Linked DNA regions of Mus musculus: region 1 is linked to region 2. A link is a loop called in an ENCODE intact Hi-C map of the cell type or tissue named here. Cell type or tissue: left cerebral cortex. All regions are shown on one strand. Links, peaks and the distances in the headings refer to the core of each region. The heading gives the core; the rest is flanking DNA.

Region 1 (11,565 bases), core at 3,566-11,565, 640 kb after region 2:
TAAGTGCCTTTCTTTGCTTGCACCCTTCAGGTGGCAGATGTTTCTAGTCACATACCAAGCAGATTGAGTCTTAGTCCAAGGACGGTTATCATTGGCCCCTTAAAGGAGAAAATCACAAGTGACCTAACCATTCTCCAGCCATGGCCCAGGCAGAGTTCAACTTTTGAAGAGTTTCCATTTTTTTTCTTGTGTTTTCTTTTGGTTTGTTTCAAATCCCCCAGTACTGTTTAGCTACACAGCTTTGTGAGTGCTCACATTTTGTTACCGACAATAGACCTCCATTCTCAATGGCAGGTGGGTAGGGAGGTCCAGAGCCTCGTAGTAGTTGCAGGGTTCTCTTGTCTCATTCTGGGGATTTTATGAATACTAAAGTCCTGTAGGCCTTTGTGCAAAGGGTGGTCATATACAGGAGAGGTAGGGTCTTCTCAGTGCCTCCCACAAAGAGTGAACCTTGCTCCAGATAGGTGGTCCAGCTCATTGGCACTTTCTAAATTTATTCTGGAAATGCAAACTCTTGCGCAAGAGACTAAGCCTGCTGATGCACAGTTTGCATTTAAATAAGGGTTTCATTGTTATAAAAGAACAATGTGACCAAGGTAACTCTTGTAAAAGACAACACTTCATTGGGGCTGGTTTACAGTTTCAGAGGTTCAGTCCATTATCATCATGGTAGGAAGCATGGCAGCATCCAGGAAGGCATGGTGTAGGAGAAGGAGCTGAGAGGTCTACATTTTGATTTGAAAGCAGCCAGGAGGGGACTCTCTTCCACAGCCAGCCAAGGGGAGGCTCTCTTCCACACTGGGTGGAGCCTGAGACTAGGGAGACCTCAAAGCCTGCCTACACAGTGGCATACTTCTTCTAACAAGGACACATCTATTCCAGCAAGGGTATGCCTCCTAATAGAGCCACTTGCCATGGGCCAGACATTTTCAAACCATCACAAATATAATCCCCAGGTTCTGAGCACTCATTTCAAAGAGTGTCTAAGATACTCTTTCTATGTAACATATTTGCTTTTTATTAAAAACATCTAGAGAGATGGGTCAGTAGTTAAAGAGCATTTGCTGCTCTTCAGAGGCTATGAATTAGGTTCTCAGAGAGCAGATTAAGTGGTTTACAACCATCTTCACCTCCATATCTGGGGAATCAGATACCGTTGGCCCCCATAGGCACCTACATGTAGAAATATTTGCTTGAAAATAAAATTTTAAGCTAGATGTAGTAGGTCATACCTATGATCCCAACACATTTAAAAATGAACATGGAAGTCACATTTCATTCCATAAATATCTTTTTTTCCCCTCTAGAAACTACGATGAATCAAAATTTTCTATTATGTAGAATTTGTTACTACTCAACGACTCTGGATCAAATGGCAGGTTTGTAGGGCTTATTGAATGGATGTGATTCTGTGTATGATTGGCGTGTGATTTTTATTGGTGCTTAACCCGAAGGGCACAATGACTAAAGGATTGTCTAAAAGGCAACAGATGAGATCTGGGGGAGGAACTCAGAAGGAAGACTGAGCTGATAGCCATGTCCATTCTACGTTGCCTTGTAGTTGGACAACCAATCTTGAGTTGAGTGTTCGTCCTGCTTGGGGGTGGTGTGGGGGTAGGAGTTCAGAAGAGGTAAGGACTGTGTAAAACAACTTCACCCTGAACATGATTAACAGCAGGCCCATATTTGCTACAGACTTGTCCGTCAAAAATTCCTTCTCATCCTACTGCCGAGCTTTGAGCCAGTTGGCTGGGGTTTTCCTCCCAGAGGAGGATGCATTCTGCATTGAAGCAGTCTTAGTGGGTGATATGGGTTCAGCAGGCGCCATGCTTTACGCTGTCCATAGATTGTTTTAGAGAATTAGGGGAAATGAGCTGACTAAAATACTGTGCATTTTTCAAAAGGTAGAGCCAATGCAGATCCACATATGCTGTCTTAAATTATGATAACTAAAGTAGCAGGCTCCAAATATAACTGATTCTTTATTAAGTATGAACATGTTTAAATCATCCAGATCACTGTGTAAGTTATCAATGGTGTGGTAACTCTTTTTAAAGATTTATTTTGCTATTTTATTGATGTGTATGAATCAGCTTATGTGGCTGCCCAGGGAGGTCAGAAGATGTTAACTCCTTTGGAGCTGAAGTGACAGGCATTTGTGAGTTGCCTGATGTGGGTGCTGGGAGCAAACTGGACCACAGTCCTCTGACAAGAGCTGTAAGGCTTTAAACCGCTAATCTATCTCTCCATCCGCAGCATTACAATAATTAAATGCAAGAAGAAGAGTACACTGTTGACAAATTAAACAGCTTGTCAGTCTTTGCCAACCAGAGAAGTTTGTACTAAACACATGTTTCTATTACTGTAGGAGAGGAGAAAGAAAAACTTGTTTCATATCCACAATCTAACTGGGATGAAGTTGAGGTATATCATATTTTTAAAACATGTCTAGATGATTGAAGAACATGACTCAATTTACAGGGGGCAAAGTTTAAAATAGCTTGTTAACTTATCTGAAAGAATGTTAGGCTTAGTTAAGACACGATCAGAATGTATATACCTGCATGTGTGTGTGTGTGTGTGTGTGTGTGTGTGTGTGTGTGTGTGTGTGTGTGTGTATAAAATCAAATACATCACTTGTCACAAAACACAGTGGTACATATGTAAAAGACACAGATGACATTTCCACATTTTATTAATTTAAAAGCTCAGTAGTATCAAAACTCTTAGCATTCTTAATATTGGGTCAAAAAGAAATTGTTGGGTAGTATTTGCCACATGTAAAACATTCATCGAATAGAAATGTTTTAAGTTTTCCTTTTTCATTCAAAAAGTATTTATTCAGCACCTACTGTGTGCCAGATACTGTGCAATCAACAAAACAAAGACATTTGTCTTTGCATGATTAGACTACCATGATACACACTTAGTTAAGGATTGTATGGACAGTGTAACCACCAGCTTAAAATATATGACAAAAGATGAGTAATTTCACAGTGCAAACTCAGTAAAGGATACGGGACGTGGAACTTCAGTGGAGATGTCCCCTGATTTTATTTTGGCTTATACTATTTCAAAAAGCAGGTTTCCAAAATAAGGTTGAGAAATAGTTTAGGTGAGCAACATGAATAAGTATTTTATTTACTATCAGTACTAGATATGACTCAGCTCTAGGCCAAAGAGGCTAATTACTAGATCACACAAGATTACATATGTATGCATTTAATATGTATGTTAAGTATAGGTGTGTGTTTTTGTGTGTGTGCACAGATGTGTGTGGTCCACTTTTTGCAATAAATGCAGCGCTGCAGCAGGTCACATGACACATTTCAATGTTTAAATGTCAAAACTGGTTTTTGAGTCAGAGTCTCACTATGTCACCCTGGCTGGCCTGGAACTCAGTACATAGAGCAGGCTATGTGTGAGCTCATGGAACTCCGTGGAAATTTCTCTCCCCAATGATGAGATGAAAGGCATGCAGTACCACGCCCAACAGGCATTTCCATCTTAAGGAAACACCAATAAGACCTATTCTGTACAACTCTTCAAAACTCAGGATCTTTGTTGTAGAAAATGAAAAAAATAATTGGAATTGTGTAAGCTTGTTTTAAGGTAGTATAGCAAAATGTACATGACTACATTGATACATTGGGTCATAAAAATCAAACTCATTGTCTACAGTAGCTAAAGCAGGTTGAAATGATTATTTTATTTGATGGAGTGATGAGAACCTTTTTGCTGGCTTATGTGACTTCTACATTTCCAAGTTTAAAAATTTCTAAAACATCTAAGGTATTTTTACTCAACAGTGTGCCTATACTGTTTATATGGCTCAACTGCCTTGGAATAAAATAAACCATCTCTGATCTTGTTCTCCTTTCCATCATATCTGAAATAAAACATGAAAGAGTTATGTAACACAATTACCAAGATTTGGAATAAAATTCGTCCATAGAGAGCCCCAAAAGTAAATTACAGGAAACACTCCAGCAGAAACGGGGAAAGCCACGAGTCGTGGGTGAATATAGATTTAAGAAAATGTAATTATGGCTTGCCATTCTTCATGTTTATCATATTCTATTTTTCACAAGTGCAACAATAAATATTTTTTGTTAGGAGGAACTAATGTGGTAATTACAGACTTTCCTCCACCCAGGCAAGCAGGAGGACTTTCTTAAGGAAGAGAAAAATCACAGCTTGGAAGTCCTTTAAGCTTTAAGATCTGGAAGAAGGAATTTTAAAAGTGCAAATTAAATACTTGTTAACATTCAGTAGAGGAATTCCTTTTGTGTGTGTGTGTGAGAGAGAGAGAGGTGAATCACAAATCTCTAAAGAAGGTAATAAGCATTCCTCAGAAATTTGCATAAAAGCCCTGGGTTTTTTAGGGCTGGTTTAAGGGAAAACAAAAAGTATGCATAGGTAACATTTTTGAAAAAATAAACTTGTAAATAGAACTCAAGAACTCGATACTTTTGCAACAATGAAAATTTAATGGTGTAAAGAGCAAATCTACAATAGAAGAAAAGTGTCAGCAAAGTTGTCTTTTTTTTTTTTTTAATTCAGCATATTATTGTATGGTTTGTTCATTGATCTAATGGCGTTGTGGTGATGCACAGGTATAGGTTTTACTTCCTACGTTTTTTTTATTGTACTGCTGTTTTTGTTTTTGCTTAGGAAGCTAGTGTTGAACATACAGAAACCTGATCCTTCTGCTTGTATTCTGATAGGAGGAGGACTTATTCCTCCAGGTCTTCTTAGATTGGCTGGAAAGAATGTATCAGTGAATCTTTCATTGTGCTTTGGATAGTGTGTCATGTGTGCACCTCCATGGCAGGGCTAAAGTAGCCAAATATATTATAGACTTCTGCTGTCAGCTGATTCCCCCACTACCCTACAGCCTTCCCCTGCTGCTGCTCTCTTTGGGGCACCTAATATGTCTCATTTTCTATGTCACACTTCACTCTCAGCTCATGCTCCAGCTGCCTCTGCAGTTAACTCTCTGCTACAGATAGAGGAATTAGGAAGTAATTCCAGGATAAACACCCTAAAGAATGATATCTTTATATTTTAAATAATTCAAGTCTTTTAAGGAGGAGGCAAGTGGGATTAAAGACTACTAAGACTCATTCTCTCCCCATCAGCTCAGGAGTGTATTGCTTCAGCTTTTGTTAGTAGAATTACCAAAAAAAAAAAAAAAAAAAAAAAAGAAGAAGAAGAACAAACCATAGATTTAATGATAATAGTCTGATAGAAACCCAACTCAAATAGAAGACTTTTTCTTAAAAGAAGTATACAATAATCGATCCCTTAAAAAAAAAACATTTAAAAAAAGCCATAACTGGCTAGGAAGTATGCAGTAATCAATGTTTTTTTTTTTTTTTAAACCATAACTGGCCAAAAGGATGATCCTATAATATCTGTGAAAACCCATAGAACATGCTTTGTGTATTATAAAGATGATCTGCAGGGAACTCCAAGGGACTTTCCTTTGATTTAGAAGTTCAAAGTTTCCAATATATTTTCATATTTACACAGGCACAATTTATGAGAAGGAAAAAATATGCCATAATTTTAACTTATTTCCCTACCCCATTCATACATTTTATATATATATATATATACACACACACACACACACACACACACACACACACACATATATATAGTGTAAAATTATTGCTAATTTATTTTCATTTTAAATTTAAATTACAACTTAAGAAGTTACATTATTTTACAAATCATTTCTGAGTAACACACCACTTTATTAATTTTAACTAAGGATTAGTGTATAATTCTAGAATGCAAACAACTCATTTTTATCTTGGACATAAAAGAATGCAGGTAACAGGGCACCAGATTATCAATATGGTTTTTGGTTCCCTCAGGAATACATAGTAAGCTCTGACATGAACCACACTAACATGAACATAAAATTCTATATTTTAAGATTATTAGTGCTGTTAAGATTTGTGAGTGTAGCAGAGAAAAAGAAAACCCTAGTGTAGAAATTCCTATAGGCTATATACCTTGATAAAATGGGGGAGATTTATGTGAAGAACATCATAATATTAAATACTAAGACAGTGTTATAATTCATTAGACAAATGTCCCAAGGAGAGGGCAGAATGTACAATGAGTGTTTTCTGAAAATGAATTGCTAAAAATGAGTACAGGCTGCAAAGACTTCAGCACTGGAAGCCCAGCTGGGCTTAAAAGGGTGGGGTGGGGGGGCTTTCATCCACTGTTAAATATTTGAAACACCACTTTAAAAAATAAAGCCACGGATGTCTTATCAGTTCTTATGACATCAGGCTGACTCTTACTCGCATGCATTTCCCCCTCTTTACAAAGATGAAATTTTAAAACATGCTCACAGGACATTTTACATTGATTTAGACCAGTTGGAGAAAACATGGTTCAGTGTAGGATTTCAAACTGTTCCACTAAATACAATAACATTTGCAGCCGTGGCACCGTTCCATGATCATTTTAAAAGATTTCATTTTACTTATCATTGCAAGCCATTATCTGATCATATTTGACCTACATATTAATATTTTCATTACCATTCAAGCCCATTTTTGCTCTGTACAAATTGTCAGCACTCTTCACGGAGATGTTATTTATTTATTCTGGAAATATCTGGAATTCTTTCACCCTACATTTTCCTTAGGGACTTCGTTCCTCCTTCTAAAGTATTGATATTAATATCTGGGGGGGGGAGGGGACCATATTCAATAAAAAACGAGGGAGAGAAAGAGGTCTCTCTTAATGGTATACTACAGGAGAAGTAGAAAAACAAAGGGGGGAAAAGAAATGATAATTGTTTTCTCTAAGGCTATTATCTAATGCGAAAGCAAATAGTCGGTCTGGAAATCAGCTAACAGAAGGGGATTAGAGAGATCTGAGAGTGGCTTGATTTCTAGCAGAGCTGTCTCTGCAGCCAGTGATGAGACACAGGCAGGGCAGCTAGGAGCTCTCCAGATGGCCAGGGAAAGTGGTCGTCTTGGGTTACTGCAGGGCACTGGGGCCACCAACACGTCCCGAGCCTGGGAGAGCATCCTTAGGGAGCCAGCCCCATGTCCAGCCTGGACCAGAGAGGGCGAGGCCAGGGAGACAGGCCTCCGGCCCGCCAGCGCACCCCTGCGAGCCGGGTCTGCCCATTGTTAACATATACTTGACCCCCGTGACCTCCCGCATGACACAGATGTCTTCCACCTCCACCACCCGCCTAGCTTCCCTACCCCCACCCCCCGCACCTGGTCGCGGCCACGCCGCCGCCTCCCTCCCGAGCGGCCGCGGCGCCCCCGGGTGCGGGCGCGCGCGGCAGCCGACCTGGTGCGGGCGCTGTGGGCGCTGTGCGCTGCGCGCGGCGCTCCTGCTCCCCGGCGGACGCCCGGACGCCCTGCAGATAAATGCAGTCGCCTTCCTCGAGAGCGAGCGAGGGCGGGCGAGGCGGACGCAGACGCCGCCTGTGACAGTGGCAATCCCCTGCGCCCCACATCACATTTGTCAGCCACAGCAGCAACAACAGAGAGGAGCGGAGGGAGGGAGCGAGGCGGGAGGAGGGGGAGCTGAGCTCGGCGCGCGCCGGGCTCCGCGTCGCAGCCTGCGTCTGCCTGGCGTCCGCCACCCCGGGCTCCTCGCCCCGCGGCTCGCTGTGCGAGGCGACTGCCGGGGATCCGCAAGACTAGGCGGGCGGTCTCTGGACGAGCGCTTGTGGGCGAGTGGCCGCGGACATTCTGGCACCGCGAGGGAAGCGGCGCCGCGCCCTGGTCCTCTGGCCCCGCCGGCCGGCACCGACCGGAGGAAGTTTTATTTGCAGCTGGGAGCCCGCGGCGGATGGTGGGACTCTCCAGCCCTGTGCAGTGTAAGTGCCAACGGGCGAGCTGGGTCGGCGGGCGGGCTGGAGAGCGGGTGGCTGGGACCGGCCTCGGGCTGGTACTGTTAATTACTATGCCGATGACCGATGACCGTCAGCATCGTTTGGATTAATTGGACCGAGAGGCTCTGGGCTGAACTTGACGCTCAACTAGAGTAGGACTGCGTAGCAGGGCAAACAAGATCATTGAGGTTGCTGGAGTCTGCGATGACACTGAACTTCGAGGACCAGATAAGACAGTATTTCCCTCCGTTTTTGCTTTAGATTCCCCGCACTCTCTTTTTAGTTATTTTAAATTTTTTTCCATCAAAGGAGAACAGAAAGATAAGCATGTCTCCTTCTACTAAACAACTGGTCAATTGGTCCACGATGTGTTTGGCAGGTGGCTCCACACCCGCATCATGGGTTTTTAAAACTGGAAGCGAAAGGCTTATTTTCATGGACACCTTAGTCCTAGGAGCAAGATTAAAAATTCCTAACTTGGTTCTGGGCTACAATTTGGGTAAGATTCTGGTTCCCTGCACCCAGGCGCTGTGCGACCGCCTGACAACTTTCTCTTACTCGGGCATTTGGGGTGCTTTGATGGGAAACCTCACAAGGATGATCAGGCGGCTTCTCTAAGCTAAGTGTCCCGCCGGAGGCAAATCCCAAGCTTCGTAGCTGGGGATACCTGGGTAGCATCCCCTCCACCATACTACCGTGTCCCGCTGGCCCAGCTGCCCTGGCCTTCTAGGGTGTTCCCATCACAGTCGGGACCCGGCGACGCCCGCCTATTCCTAGCCTAGAGCACAACATATTGCCCAGTACCTCCCGCAGGAAGAAAGCCAAACCCGAGCTGCTGCGGGAGAATTTCTTACGTTCTCCAGAAATCCCTCAGGGGAAGTAACTGGGACTAGCACATTCCCGGGTCCCCGCAGTTCACCATCCTCTGGGCGAATCTAGAAAGAAGGTCCAGGTTGGTTGGAACCCTCTTCCACCCCGGACGGATCTTGTCCTGACCAGGATGATTTAAGCAAAAAACAGTTTAAGTCCGCATACGCACTTAAACCCAGTTTTTGAAACTGTTTTCTTTCTTTCTTTCTTTCTTTCTTTTTTTTTTTTTTTGGGTCAGTTAAGCTTTGGAAAAGTTTTGAGTGTTATGATTCCGGGCAGTAGGATGTGAACCACGACTGTTACTAAAAATAGCTGCCTTCTCTCCTCCTCTTCCCACTAAAGGCTGTTACAGCTCGGAGGATTTGGCCAGAGTCTTGGAGCCCTGGGCCTTCCTAGCTCCTTTGCAAAGGGTAGCAGGGAAGTCTTTTGAATTTAACTTTCCTTCAGGATTGGGCACCACAAATCCCAGCGTGCCCCAGCATGACTGGTGCCTCTCGGGAAAATGTGCAGAAAGACTCTTTAAAGGACTTATCTAGTATTCCCTGGGAAGAGACCCTGAAGAACAGCGAGGGAGTGAGGTGCTGGGGAGCTGGAGAGGCCACTCCAGACCAACTTCATGTGCTTGATGTAACTCTGAGCCCTCTTGAATTTTTAACTTCGCTTCCCTTAATTAATCTGCCCAGGGCCTGTGTATAAATGGCTGTCCACAGCTGCTGCAAATTGATTTATCTCCCGATAAAGGTCGGGTTGCTGACCAAAGCATCCTTTATATCTTCTGTGTGAGCTAAAATGTGTTTTACAGGCTTTCCTCCCTCCTAGCCTCCTTTTCAACATCTGTACCATTTTTAAGTGCCCTCCGTGGCTCTTATTATCATCCCCCTTCTTATAGACCAGAAGAACTGGGTCTATGCCCGGGAAGTCCACACTCCCGGAATACAAATTGAGCAGCTTCTCTGTGATGAACAGTTTGTGAGCGTTGGGGGGCCTCGTTAGTTTATTGCAGCATTTGCGAGAAGTCTTTTCTGTGTCCAACTCCCCTGTTCACACAAATCCTTAGAAAGGATCAGCACATACCATTGTTTCCCAAGCCTCGGTGGCCTCAGTTTGGGTGTTTGGGATGTGTCTAAACAAAAACACATCCCCAATGCGTTATTTCTCCATATCAGTTCTTAAAATGCTGTCTAGTTTTAGCACGATGATAAAGGCTGTCAACGAAGAGAGAGGTGGTTATGTGATTTCATTTTCTGTTCACTCTTTTTGAAATAGAGGGCTAATAGTCTCACATGATGTTAACTAGAATCTCAGTTTGTTCCAGTTTTTTACTTATTTTATGTTATATTTTAATTTTCCAGCCAGGATGAGTGTTAGACAGTTGAACTCTTCCCTTATCAAATGTAGTTCACATTTGATTTTTTTTAAAAAAAAAATAAATCTATTCTTTGAAAACACAGAATACTAACAAAATTACCAAGGAATCATTCTTGGCACACAGAAATTGGATTTTAATTAAGCCCATGCTACAAGAAGAACTTCATGAAGTTCGTATTAAAAACATTTGTTTAACCGTTAATTAGAAACCATGTAGACCATATAGACCATGTAGACCATGTAGACCGCAGGCCCCTTTCTTTGAAAACCTAGATACTCTGTGGGAGAATTTCAGGATGCAATTTTTGCTGGTTCTCATCTAATAAAAGCAGCAGAGAGAACATCTGGATTTTTTTCTCTCTCTAATATTTGGACAACTCAAATCATTGCAAAAGTCTTTGAAATGCCATTTTTCTTTGTTGACTAAGTCTCTTTCACCCACCAATACCTGCTAATGACTTGATTTTTGAAGTGGTCTTTGAAAGGATCTTCCTAATAAGAAGTATTCTACCTTCAGTGCAGGGGAAGCTGGCCTGTTAAATGACAACTTCCTGGAAATATCAGGAGAGCAACCTTTGAATTACAGAGGACTAAGTGCTTTGTAATTCTTACCCAATCCTTTTCTGAAAGAAGGAAAACACTGCCCTTGGTGTTAGTGTCAGTGAAAAGATTCCCAATCGAGGCGTTAGCCTAAATATTTTTGGGCAAACTCCTTATAAATTGTAAAGAACCTCACAAATGTCAGCTGCAGTTATAATTTATTTTATTGTAAACTAGAGGCTTAGCTACCCTCCTTCGGTTTTAAACATTGAAAAGGGATCACGAGAAAGAAATGCTTCCATTAAGAATGCTGGTCAGTAGTTGTCAGTTTAGGACATTCTTCACTGTCAAATCCTGTTTCTCACTTCTTTGATATGAACATCAGCTGACAGGCACTGAATGCAAAGCCTTCTTCATTGAGGTTTTATGCAGGCAACATAGCCCCTCATAGCAAAGCAGTCTGAAAAATTGGCACCTGCACAATTTGCATGTGAAAAAAAAACCAAGTCAGTTGCATTTTGCTGGAGTCTATTACTGTAAGTTATGTAAGAGGGAAAGGCTATTTGTTTGTTGCTGTTTGGGCATTTAAAGGTTCTTTATTTTAATATGGATACTTTATTCATCATATTGTGTTCTTTGGTCTTTATTGATAGCAAACGCAGGGCAAATTGAGGTTTGTAGAAGTTCTTTATTATGGAATGGAGTCACTTTACGTACTTACAAAACCACAGAAATGCTTAGTTAGAATCAGTTAAAAATTTTAAATGTAGCTTAGAAGAAGGTTTTGAGAGTAATCTATTAAAAGCTAAGTAAGTGTGTACAACTGGGCTAAGAGGAGTATCACTTAAAAACAATCAAGGATTTTAATAGTTATAGACTTCAGTACCAACTCAAAATCCCCC
Region 2 (11,582 bases), core at 1,704-9,703:
ATTATAAGATGCAAGCCAGAATGGACAAGAATTGCATGCGTAAATAATTCAGCCTGTAGTGTGAGGCTCGGTGTTCTGGTTAGTTTAGAGTTTTCTATTCTACATGCTTAAAACTTAGCTTTTGGAGACTTACTGGATCAGGCCCTCTGTCAGGATGATAAACACATTTGTATGGCACACACCCAGTGGCTTTCCACCACTCTTGTGGGCACCAAGTTTAGCACAACAATCGGAAGAAGATAAGAGAAGGGCTATAAATTGTTTTTGAATCCAGCTTAAGATTTTTTGCTCCAAGACAGGTCAAGCATACTTGTAAGAGGGGAAAAATGTCTTTTTCAAATAATTTACTCTGTTTCAAATGCCTTGCCCCAACTGCTGCAGCTGCAGGACCATGCTGCTTTCATTAGGGATCACATCTGGGCTGTGTTAAAACAGGGGCCTTTCCCAGGCCTGCAGTGCTTGTCAGGTTCAAAGTTTTTCTCATAGCTCCTGCCGCTTGTCCAAAACTCAGGAGCGAAGACAGAGAGCAGACCTGGTCACGAGCTGGTACGGGGTTTAAGTACATTCCTGCTCCGTTGTTCACAGTCTGGCTCTAATTCTGAGGCACATCTCCCCTGTGTTTACTTTATTAACTTACACATGACTAACTCCTTTGTTTAATATGGAAATAAAGAAAACTGAGGTTTCTGGAGGATGCTACTTATAGAAAGAGACATTTATTTTCTGCGTTTGCTTTTTAGTCTCCTACATAGCCACTCTTCAAGCAGTATCTCTGTACTTGCGTTGCCTGTATGTTTTAAAAGGTAGATAATACACACCGCTCACAGTGGACCTTGTTTCTGTGTCAAGTTTAGGGTTGGAGATGTGACACAGGTCTTAATTCATATATTGATAATAATTAATTAAATGAAGAAGTTCAAAAAAGTGTGTTATTCATAGATGGGTAATATAAAAGTAGCCTAAATTTTGGAAAAATGATTACAACAGCCTATTTCAAAGTTTAATACAATGTCAGAAAATATTAGGGTGCTATGGTATAAAATAAAGAATTGAGATGTTTTAATAAAACTTAAACAGAATCTTAATGTATGTTAGGATGAAATAAGCCACTAACCAAACAAGAAGAAAGCATTAAAGATTAATTCAGAATATTTTTCAGATGGCTGCTGGTGCTGCGGATTGTTAGCATCTACAATCTTCATTGATCTCTACAGAATCTGTACATGACTTAAAATCTTACTATGTTCCAAAGCTTGGAGCAAAAGGAAATACAAACACTGAAAGTATGAAACTATAAATATCATAAAGAAAACAGCTAAAGAAGGAATTGTATTTCATCTTGATGTGAACTGAAATGGACGTGGATATACCCTGGAGTCGGTTATTAATTCAGACAGAGGAGGCCACCATCAACTGATCTTTACAACTGATCTTTGAAGGGTAAATAGAAATTCAGCAGACCAAAATGTTCATTGATTTTAGGCAATTTTTTTTTCCATTTTTTATTAGGTATTTAACTCATTTACATTTCCAATGCTATACCAAAAGTCCCCCATATCCACCCACCCCCACTCCCCTGCCCACCCACTCCCCCTTTTTGGCCCTGGTATTCCCCTGTACTGGGGCATATAAAGTTTGCAAGTCCAATGGGCCTCTCTTTCCAGTGATGGCCGACTAGGCCATCTTTTGATACATATGCAGCTAGAGACAAGAGCTCCGGGGTACTGGTTAGCTCATAATGTTGTTCCACCTATAGGGTTGCAGATCGATTTTAGGCAATTTTTAACATTCATTTTGGGGATATTGTTTCAAGTTGTAAAATAATCAGGCTGTTGCTTTAATTTAGTTTCCATTGTTTCTATTTATTGATTCTGACTACCATTACTTCAGCAGGATTTTTCCTGCTTGTTTGAAAGCAGTAGATAGGTTCCACACACAATCTGAAGAAAAGTAACTTAAAAATTAAGCAATAAAATCAAAACAGGCGGAGTCACCCCCCCCCCCACCCCCGGTCTGATGTGTCTGAATGCTACCCTCACTAATCGATTTCGGTTAGAACTTTCAGGATAGCAAGGTGAAAGTGTTACCTTGCACGCTCTGCATTAGAGAATGGTGAAATCACATGTTCTCAGCATATCCTCCAACTCGGTGAGTGACTGGCTTAAACTTGTTCATGTTCCTGGTTGGCTTTCAGGATGTCGTGTACTGCATATATATGCACTGGGCACTAATGTTCTGATACTGGTAAATACAATTTATTTGATAATAACCGTGGCATTAAATAGACTAACAAGGGACTATAGATTAACAGAACATAATAAAATCTATTCTGAAGGTTTAACCACCTCCATACTAATGTCTTGATGGACATGAGGCCACATAGCTGTGATTTAACTCTCTGAAAAATGGGTATAAGCTTCCTAAAGGAGGAGGCTGCGTCTCTCATTGCCTTCATTGTCAACCTCTTTGTACCTAGTAAAATCAATACCAGCCGCACTGAAGACTTGTTTACCGCCTATCATATTTCAGATTCAGAACTTCCCAGAGAACCGTCACACTCTTCTGACTGGCAAGAAAGATGGGAAACATCAGTCAGTGAGACTGCTCAGTGGTTAGAAGCCCTTGCTGTCATAGGTTGTCCTGAGCTCTGGCCCCAGCCCCACTGAGTAGAAGGAGAGAACCAACCCCCACAAATTGTACTCTGGTCTCTTTGACCTCCACTCATGTGCGCCCCATGTATATACACTTCTCACACACACACACACACACACACACACACACACACACACACACACATTTTAAGTCACAAAGATAGAAACCACATCCTCCAAGTTGTGTCAAGTCAGCTGAGTTTGTATGTATAAAAAGATCATTTAGTATACAATTATTATACTTAGAAAATACTAAACAAAATTCCAAATATAAAGTCAGTAAAATCAAACCTCTTTACTTCCAATATGCACAGATAAAGGAATGTGGGCTGGGCACTGGGTGTTTCCTTTCTCTGTAACTGTTGGTTGGTTACACTTTATTGGGCTGGGAAGGTAAATGGACCTGTTTTACTTAACAAAGCCAGCTAGTTGTTTTATGGAAATTGTCCTTCCGCTTCTAACTCATCTGAATGTCAATGTCAAACTAACAGCTGCACCACTGGGATGAGAAGGGAAAACTCCTGGTCAGAAGAAGCCCTCTTTCCATTAAGGCGTGCCCTTCATGCTTCGCATTAGCTGCTGTCAACTCAGCTTCTTTCTTCCCGAGAACGGCCAGCTGATGGATGCATGCGGACCGCATAGCGCTGCGCAGGAACTTGCTTCCTTTTCCAATCCCTTGCAAGACCTGTGTATGGAAAATGACTTTTGGTAATATTTCCAGGCACCTTTAATTTACACACGAATTGTCAGTTATTTCATTTTGAGCGTCATGGGAGTTTTGATGCTGTGTACGTGTCTGCATATATCTGAGGCAGCAGTTTAATCTTTCGGAGCTTTGATTTGTTCACAGACAGGAGCGTGAAGCTAACTTCGGTTTTACTTGGCTAAAGTGTTTCATTGACAAGAATGAACAAATGCCATATAGATCTAGACTTCAGCTACACTTTAAAGGTAGGAGTAGACATTAAATAAATCAGTTCATACCTTAGCACAGTTTTTTATGCATTTTCTTCAGATTTATTTCCTACTGTGAATATTTATTACTTAGAATGAAATATTTAAAAAGAGTCAAAAGTCACTCTCTTGAAATTAATTGCCTTTTACACTAATAGTAACAGTCCTGTGGTTCCCATAATCTTCAGAATCATAATCAAGTTCCAGACAGAGCTTCAGATAACACAATCTTAATAGAATTGAAAGCGAGAAAAAATACTAATTGTATTGACCAGTATATTCAGAATGCACCTGAAAATTCTGTTCTGTCCTCTTAAATAGCAAAGTTAATGTATAATTTCAAGATGCTATCAAGTTACCAAGAAAGTATTTTCCCTCTTGAAATTTGCTAGGATAAATTATCTTCATATTTGAATTATACTCAATTCAAAAAGAAAGCCAAATAAGGAAACTAATCCACGCAGTCGAGCAAGGCCCACGATGGCCCTGAGTCATCTTAGCACAGGGAGAGCATCATAAAGTCCATACTGCACTGTGATCTGTGAACATTAAATAAGAATCAGTGTAACAATACTTGTAGCATCTGAAACATATTACTGTGGGCGGGGATATTAGCTGGATACATAGCAAGTATCAAAAGCTCACCTTCCCTTGACCTGTGCTCTGTCCACACCCATGAGTGAGCATATCTTCCCTACTCATAGGTGTACATACATCTCTTTCTGTTTATATCTCTGTCTCTCTCTCTCTGTCTGTCTGTCTGTCTCTCTCTCTCTCTCTCTCACACACACACACACACACACACACACAAAGAGAGACAGAGATAGAGATGGACAGAGAGAGAGAGAGAGGGAGAACGCAAACCATTCAATTAGGTTAATTGCTTCTAGTTTTTAATAGAAAACATTTCCAACAACTAAGATATGTCCCACCTGTAACATGTTGCCTTATACTCTTGTTAGATAGACAAAGTGTCTCTTTGTCCCATTGTCTTATCCATTCCTTCTAGACAGTAGAATTGGAGAGACATTGCTTTTGTGCAATCTTTCTTCTCTGGCGCAGATTTCCCTGGAGTGACTTAGTTATTTCTTCCCTAGGAATAAAAATGTCTCCTCATCCAAGAGAGAAGACTGTATAAAGGTCCACACATTTCCCCATTTGTGGAACTTTAGCCAAGAACTATCTGTCTCACTTTTAACAAGCAGCACCCACTAGGCAGAACCACGAGGACAAAGCTCTAGATACATTGATAAAATATGGTCTCTTTACTCTACTTTATAAGCAATTTTCTTCATTAATAAGTCAGTTTCAGTAGTTTCAGATAATATAACTTACTTGAAATTAAGGAAAATGAAAATATTATTAAATCTTTGCAAAATCATGGTTTCCTGATAAGAATAAAATAGAAAAGCATAGCATAATTAAAAATTCCTCAGTCCATGTTGTTTAGTATTATAAATAATAAAAAAGATATTTAAGGAAATTAAATACTAAGCTATAAATAGTAGTTTAATTTATTAAAATTGATCCAATCTACATATAATGCAGGATACAATTTACAGACAAAATGGTTAACCCTCTGTCATTAAGAATAGCCAGTGCATTTTAAAACATTATTCTAAAGGCAGTGGCCTTTTTTCTTCTTCTTCTAATTGAGCTGCTTAAGATGAATACAAATGCTAAATTACAGTTGGGACTCAAGTGCACTCAGTCATGTTGCAATTCCTTTGACTTACAGTTTGAGACTGCTTGCCCTCCCCTCTTTGCTAATAGGGTTAAAATGAAGTTACAATGGCACCTATCCGCATAACCAAATTAGAGCAGCTCACATAGGCAGACTCACACACAAATGCACTTATGTAACAAATATATCCCTCAACAGGAAGATGACAGCCATTCAGATAAAATGCTTTTATTATTTACTTTCAACAGGTTTCTATAGCAGTGCCATGACTATTGTTGAATCATTTCAATAATCTTGTTATAGAGCTGGTAATAAAAGAAAAGACACTTTAGTAGAAAGAAATGACCTGCCTTCTGACATCTTTCCAGGCTTCAGTGACAGTGATGTGTAGATTACCTTTCTGTTCAAACAAACAAGACCATTGCTCGACCTTTTAAATCCTAGTTTATAACCTCAAAGGGCTGATGTAGACTTGACAAGGAACACCAACAGTCTACCCTGCAATTTCCCCACTACCAGTAGGGGGGGCAGCTGGTGCAGTTTGACAAGTTAAGTGGAAGGAGATGTCCACGGTAGCTTTATAGCTACCAGGAGACATAATGGCCTCTGCACAGTCCATATCTCTTACATATAAACAAGTAGAGATGAACGATGATGCCTGTATACATAAAAGGATTTTGACCTTATTAAATTAACCAGGGATGGACATCTCACAATTTATGTGTGTGCTTTGTTTCTCAAGGTCCAAAGTGTTTGCCACGTTTAAGTATTTTATCCTATGGCGCTAGATGAAAGACAGTTATTTCTTTGACATTTATATCTATTCTTCCAGAAGAAATTTCTGAAAAATTAGCCCATCCTATCATTTACAAATTATGCTGTCTTCTTCCACTCTCCCATGGGACCATTATTGATGAGACAGTCTTGATATCTGATATCATCCTTATTTTCTCTGTAATGGCAATGAGATATTGTTATATTGAAAACTCTGATGTAAAGGACCTGCAAGAATGAAAACCCTGTATTTATTGGGAAGAAAGAAAGGAATAACAGGCTGCCCGGATGGCTCAGCAATTAAGAGCACTTGCTGCTCTTGCAGAGGATACTGGTTCAAGCCCCAGCACCCACACAGTGGGTTCCTGAGAATCAAATGACCTTTTCTGGGTTCTAGTAGCCATCAGCCATGCATGTGATTCACAGACATGCTCATATGCAAAACACCCATACACACATTTTTTTTTAAAGATGAAAGAAAGAAAAAAAGGAAAGAAAGAAAGATTAAAATTATAATTAAAGCAGAAAATGAATTGTGGCTGGCTGAGAAGTAGGCCAGTGGTTGAACATTTGTGTAGCATGAACAAGGCTCTAGATTCTATCCTCAAAATGCTAAACACTAAGTCAGTGGTTTTATGTTCGTATAATGTGTCTACTTCTTGGCTTTATATGAATGTGTGTGTGCACATGTGTATGATGGTGTGGGTATGGAGATCAGATGATGACATCTGAGAGTCAGTTTTCTTCATCATGTGATCCCAATGATCCAGCCCACATCATGACACTTAGAGGGTGGAGTCTTCACCTGCCCAGCTGTCTTGCTGGGCCCGTTCCATCTCTTTTTAATGCTAATCATTGTGCTAACCAACTCAAATTGTATTTCTGATCTTAAGTGGCCACTCGAATTGGTCCTTCAGTGTCCATGTTGTGGTATCTAGTCTCCCCTCTGTACACAGAGAATTGATGCTTGGTAAATTGGCAGGGTCCTCCCAAGACCTGTCCTCCCTGCATCCGTGTCTGCCTAGAGAGTGAATTAACTGAAAATGTCCTTTACCAGTGTTCAGTGTGTTATCCTTAGGTAAGCATGACTTAGAGTGGAAGGGTATATAACAATATAAGTTTCAGGCAGCAGACAGTCCAGTTAAGACTCCAGCAGGTAGCCGGATTCTTATTCTTATATCCTAAGAATGTTTTGCTTTCTATATTATAATATATAATTATAATATGTAATATAACTATAAAATATTTTATAATGAATATTTTGTTTTTAATAAGAGCCATTTCTCTAATTTTCAGATTTTTAGGCACCTTATCAACAAAGTAAGCCCCACAAATGAAATGGGGTCCTGTAGCATGGTTTCAGTCAGAACACTGGATTTAATATAGAGGTCACTGCAGGGTTTCAGAAGCCTGATATTTTTATGCTAACATAAAGACAATAGTATTCTTATGAGTATTAAGAATTACCATCGTCTAAATTACATGGTATTATATAATTGTGTTCTTATTATTATTTCCAAGATTACTATGCCAATATTATATCTTAGAACATCAACACTATTTGTTTCAAATAAATCAATCCTGATAAGTTTTGTTACTTGGAGAACAATGACAAGGGAATTAAGAGTCAGGAAGAACTTCTTTGTTCTGTTAGAACTATGGAGTTACTTCAGTTCTGAGCTATTTCTCATTGGCTTGTAGATTTTTTTTTATGCCTGATTTTCTTGTTTTGTTTTATTTATAGGGAATGACATCATCCCAGAGTACGCTGCTGCTATTTTAGTCCTGGTGGCAATACATGGTAGAGTTGCATTTGGAAGTCAAAAATTAAGTTATGTTTGTTATACCATTCTAAATAATAGCCATTCACATCACGTAAAATAGCATAAGAAGTAGAATTAACCAGAATGGGCACACAGATAGTCTATGCTATAATACTGATAGACATAACCAAGATAGGCCAGCCTCTCTTCCACTCAATAGCAGAGGACTAGCACATTTACAATGCACGACACTGTTTAGAATTATGTTATGTATCAGTGGTCAGCTTAGAATAGAACTATTGTTGCAACCATGTGATCATATGTAATGTAAGTGTTTGACAACAATAATCAATGCATTTAGTATAAAACGAAAATCTGTTATTTGCTTATGCTGGTGACAGCTGTTCACATAATTTACAATAATTAGATTATAGTAAAGTCTGGGCAAAGTGACACTTAACATTTCTTCTTGCTATCCCCTACACCTTGAAGTGAGCACATGATGAAATTGGAAAATGTGTAAGAAGAGCAAGTAGTAATTTTTGAAAGGCTTGGGACATCTGAGTGAGCAACTTGTGGAGAAACACAGGCTTTGAGATGATGATGGGGTTTATGGCAATTTTCTTGGAAGGGACTGTTGTGGATTTACAGTTGAACAGCAAGGGAATTTATCGCATTCATATCCTGATACATCTGCCTTTCTCCAGAGAGATAACACCTTATAAGAACTATAACTACTCTTCTCATTCCCTCAGGGTAAACATAACGGCAGCATTTTGAGCTATTTTCTGAGAAGCTCATATGAACTTGGAGCTCAGAAGAGAAAACATACCTCAAGTGGCCATTCTGTTATGAGGTGGGATGGTTTGTGGAGGGTCAAATCCCCCTAGTCATAAAGCAAGAGATTTATCAAAAGCATTACAAATTGAAGGGTTGTTTTTTTCTTTCTTACAGGAGTGGCTTTTGAGTCTTCCTTGCTCACTAGACTTTCTTGGACCTATTACTAAACAGGCTTTTTTGCCCACACTAAATGTTATCGCTTGATTTTTCAACCTTAACGTGAAGAACCAGCCACTGGAATGAAAACACTGATCTAAGACTTTGTCCTTATGCTCCTTGAGAGCTTTCATTTGATCCTCTTTTGATACAGCCATTCCTTCAACCAGGTATCCTAGTCTCATACTGGAGAAATGGTGGGAGGTGCTCTTGTTGCAACCTAAGACAGGGAAACAGCATGCCGAACAGAAACCACTAATATGTACTCTTTGTTTCTCTTCTCATAAGCTGAATTGTAAAAAGATTAAAAATATTATAACATATATATATATGTATATGTATATATATGTATATATATGTGTATATATATATATATATATATATATATATATATATATATATATATATATATATATATATATATATATTACTTAACAGGCCCCGATCACTGTCTTGAATGTTTCTGTATATTAACTTGTTTAATCCTGACCACAATAATTCACAGTATCAATATTATTACTACAGTGTAGGAGCATTGCTGATATTTTACTCCTTTTAACTAAAATGTTTGTCAATTTTTATATGTATAATTTAAATACCAGCTTTATTTGAGAGAGAGAAATCAGAAGTATGAAGAAATGAGCTTCCTGTAGTCAGGGTTAGCAAGTGCCAAACCACACACTGAAATGCATAGTACTTCTACTCTTTTCTTCCCAGTTAGTCATGGATTCACACTACATCAGCCCATGAACCTTAAATAAGTCCTCCTAATTATAAATTTCTTTTTTTGATCAAGTCCTTGGAGGCAACCATCACCTGTCAGACACATAATTTTTTTTTAACACAAGCAAATTTCACTCTGATTGGAATAATTTATGTGAGAAAGATCCACATGGAATCCTGCAGTGGAGCAGCTTAATCAACTTGACAATCAACAAGCCACGCGGCTACATTTATTGGTTACAATTATTTCAAGTGTTCAGTATGTGGACCACAAATGTAACACTTCAAAAATGTAAGCACACTATAGATTAGTCAAGTTAGAGCATCCCTAATGAGAGAGAGGAAATGGCTTTCAGGTATTTCCACATGTTTATAGCCCAGTATGAAGTATTTCCCTATGTGAGAACTTTGAGCATAAAATTTCTTGTCAGATTTCCTGACTGTATTGGCTGGAGGTAGAGTCTGACTGAGAATTCTGCAGGCAATGTAATTAGCATGGGGGCACTGTGGAATCTTTACAGAACTGCCAATTAGCACTTAAGAAATAATTTGCTTCTGGTACAAAGACAAAGTGACAGACAGTGCACTTGAAAAGCCCTAACTGCATTTGAGAGTCTTGAGGATATTTCTTTTTTTATTACAAATGAAATATTTTCAGGTTCGCAATGCTGGCCATACTAATTTGTATGAATCCAACCCAGTCAATTGCATATCTTTAGGTGGAATTTAATTAATTAAATAACTAATTCTTTTTTTTTTCAAATTATTTTAAAAATCCAATATATTAATGTGTCTTGATTTTCACAATATGTATAAGACAGAGTTTACCCTTTTTTTGGTACGTATCTTAGGGGCTATTTTACTTTGTCCAGGAAGTCCTAAGATTTGAGTCATTCATACTCATAACATCCTGATACTCAGTGCAAGATAGAATATGGAAGTGTGGTCAGTTACTGTCACCTTTGACCTTCGTGTATCATTGGTTCTATTGACTGAAATGTAGAAATAATGAATGGAAGGGCTGCATCATTATTTGATGTTCTCAAGAAAGGAGGTGTTAGGTCTCAAGAAGAGGCCTCTTTGATGATTCCTGCCATGGAGGTAGCTCAGTCTGGCTGTGCTTGTTGGTTTGAAAACAATGCTGATAAAATAGAGTCCTGGACTGGCTTTCACCTTAATGTTTATGACTTTGCTTAGGGATGGCTATATTCATCCAAAGGCCAATTCTGCCATTTGGAAATATATGCTACTTGCTTTTAGAACCGCATGAAAACGAATTCACCCTATCAGAAACCATAGTCAATTCTAAACAAAACAAAACAAAACTAAAGATGAAGACAACAATCGCAAAAACATTTAAGAAATATGTATAATTAATGGAGATGGTCTCTTCACTTCTGATGTATGCCAGCATCATAATCTTCCAGTTAAACCGTCCTTTTTTTTCATAGACATATGTCACTAAAGGCTGATCAGAAGACGGAAGGTTATGACACAGTTAAGGTAACTGATGGGTTTATGATGTCTTTATTTTTTAACGATCTAGTACTACATTCTACTTGAAGGATATTTTTTTCCTCCCAAGAGTCTGTAAGTATTTCCTGATTGCTCTGGTTTATTTCCTTTTATTAAAGCAATCAAGCAAGCGAGCAAGCGAGCAAGCAAACACCACCACTCTTCCTTTAATTCCAAAAAGCATACATCTTAAAATAGCTAATTAGTTAAAGCAAAACAGAAGTATTTATTTAATATATTTCTTGGAATTCCCAAACAATGGCATTGAAATTAGAGTACTGCTTGATCATTAAAGTAAACCTTTGCCTGAGAGAGAAATGGCCCCTCAAAGTTGATTCTATATATGACAACCTAAAAGTTAGACAAAGCAAGCCAATTAGAAATGTGACCAATGATATCTAATGCATGTGTATGTCAAAATACAGGTCAGAACTTCAGAATATTTTTTTCAGCCAATGAATGGCCTATTACAATCTTTATTTGGATGAAATCCAAATGCTTCTCAAATCTACTGCAGTTAAT

The links. A loop is a pair of places that touch in the nucleus more often than their neighbours do. Peaks named below come from ENCODE experiments on the same cell type or tissue, not always from the same donor. Only the 100,000 strongest peaks of a DNase experiment are listed, where the experiment ranks them.
Region 1: a loop joins it to region 2, with 2.9 times the contacts of the local background. A loop is called at or near these places in 2 of 42 quality-filtered maps.

Annotation. Positions count from the first base shown.
Region 1 is chr4:13,735,860-13,747,424 of GRCm38, forward strand. It overlaps a transcript of Runx1t1 not described here. Among named protein-coding and RNA genes, the nearest start is that of Runx1t1, 43 kb to the right of the region's middle. In left cerebral cortex, for the core only: a CTCF peak has its summit at 7,419; DNase peaks (open chromatin) are centred at 6,455, 7,162, 7,495, 7,819 and 7 more places; H3K4me3 peaks cover 5,192 bases; H3K27ac peaks cover 4,872 bases.
Region 2 is chr4:13,093,249-13,104,830 of GRCm38, forward strand. Gm11820 (a long non-coding RNA gene) reads left to right here. Exons shown (of 9, transcript XR_390410.3): 2 at 1,160-1,440; 3 at 2,057-2,148; 4 at 3,143-3,359; 5 at 3,502-3,602; 6 at 7,808-8,682; 7 at 8,781-8,992; 8 at 10,997-11,048. Among named protein-coding and RNA genes, the nearest start is that of Gm11820, 7.7 kb to the left of the region's middle. In left cerebral cortex, for the core only: a CTCF peak has its summit at 5,808 (motif pointing right); DNase peaks (open chromatin) are centred at 3,249 and 5,798.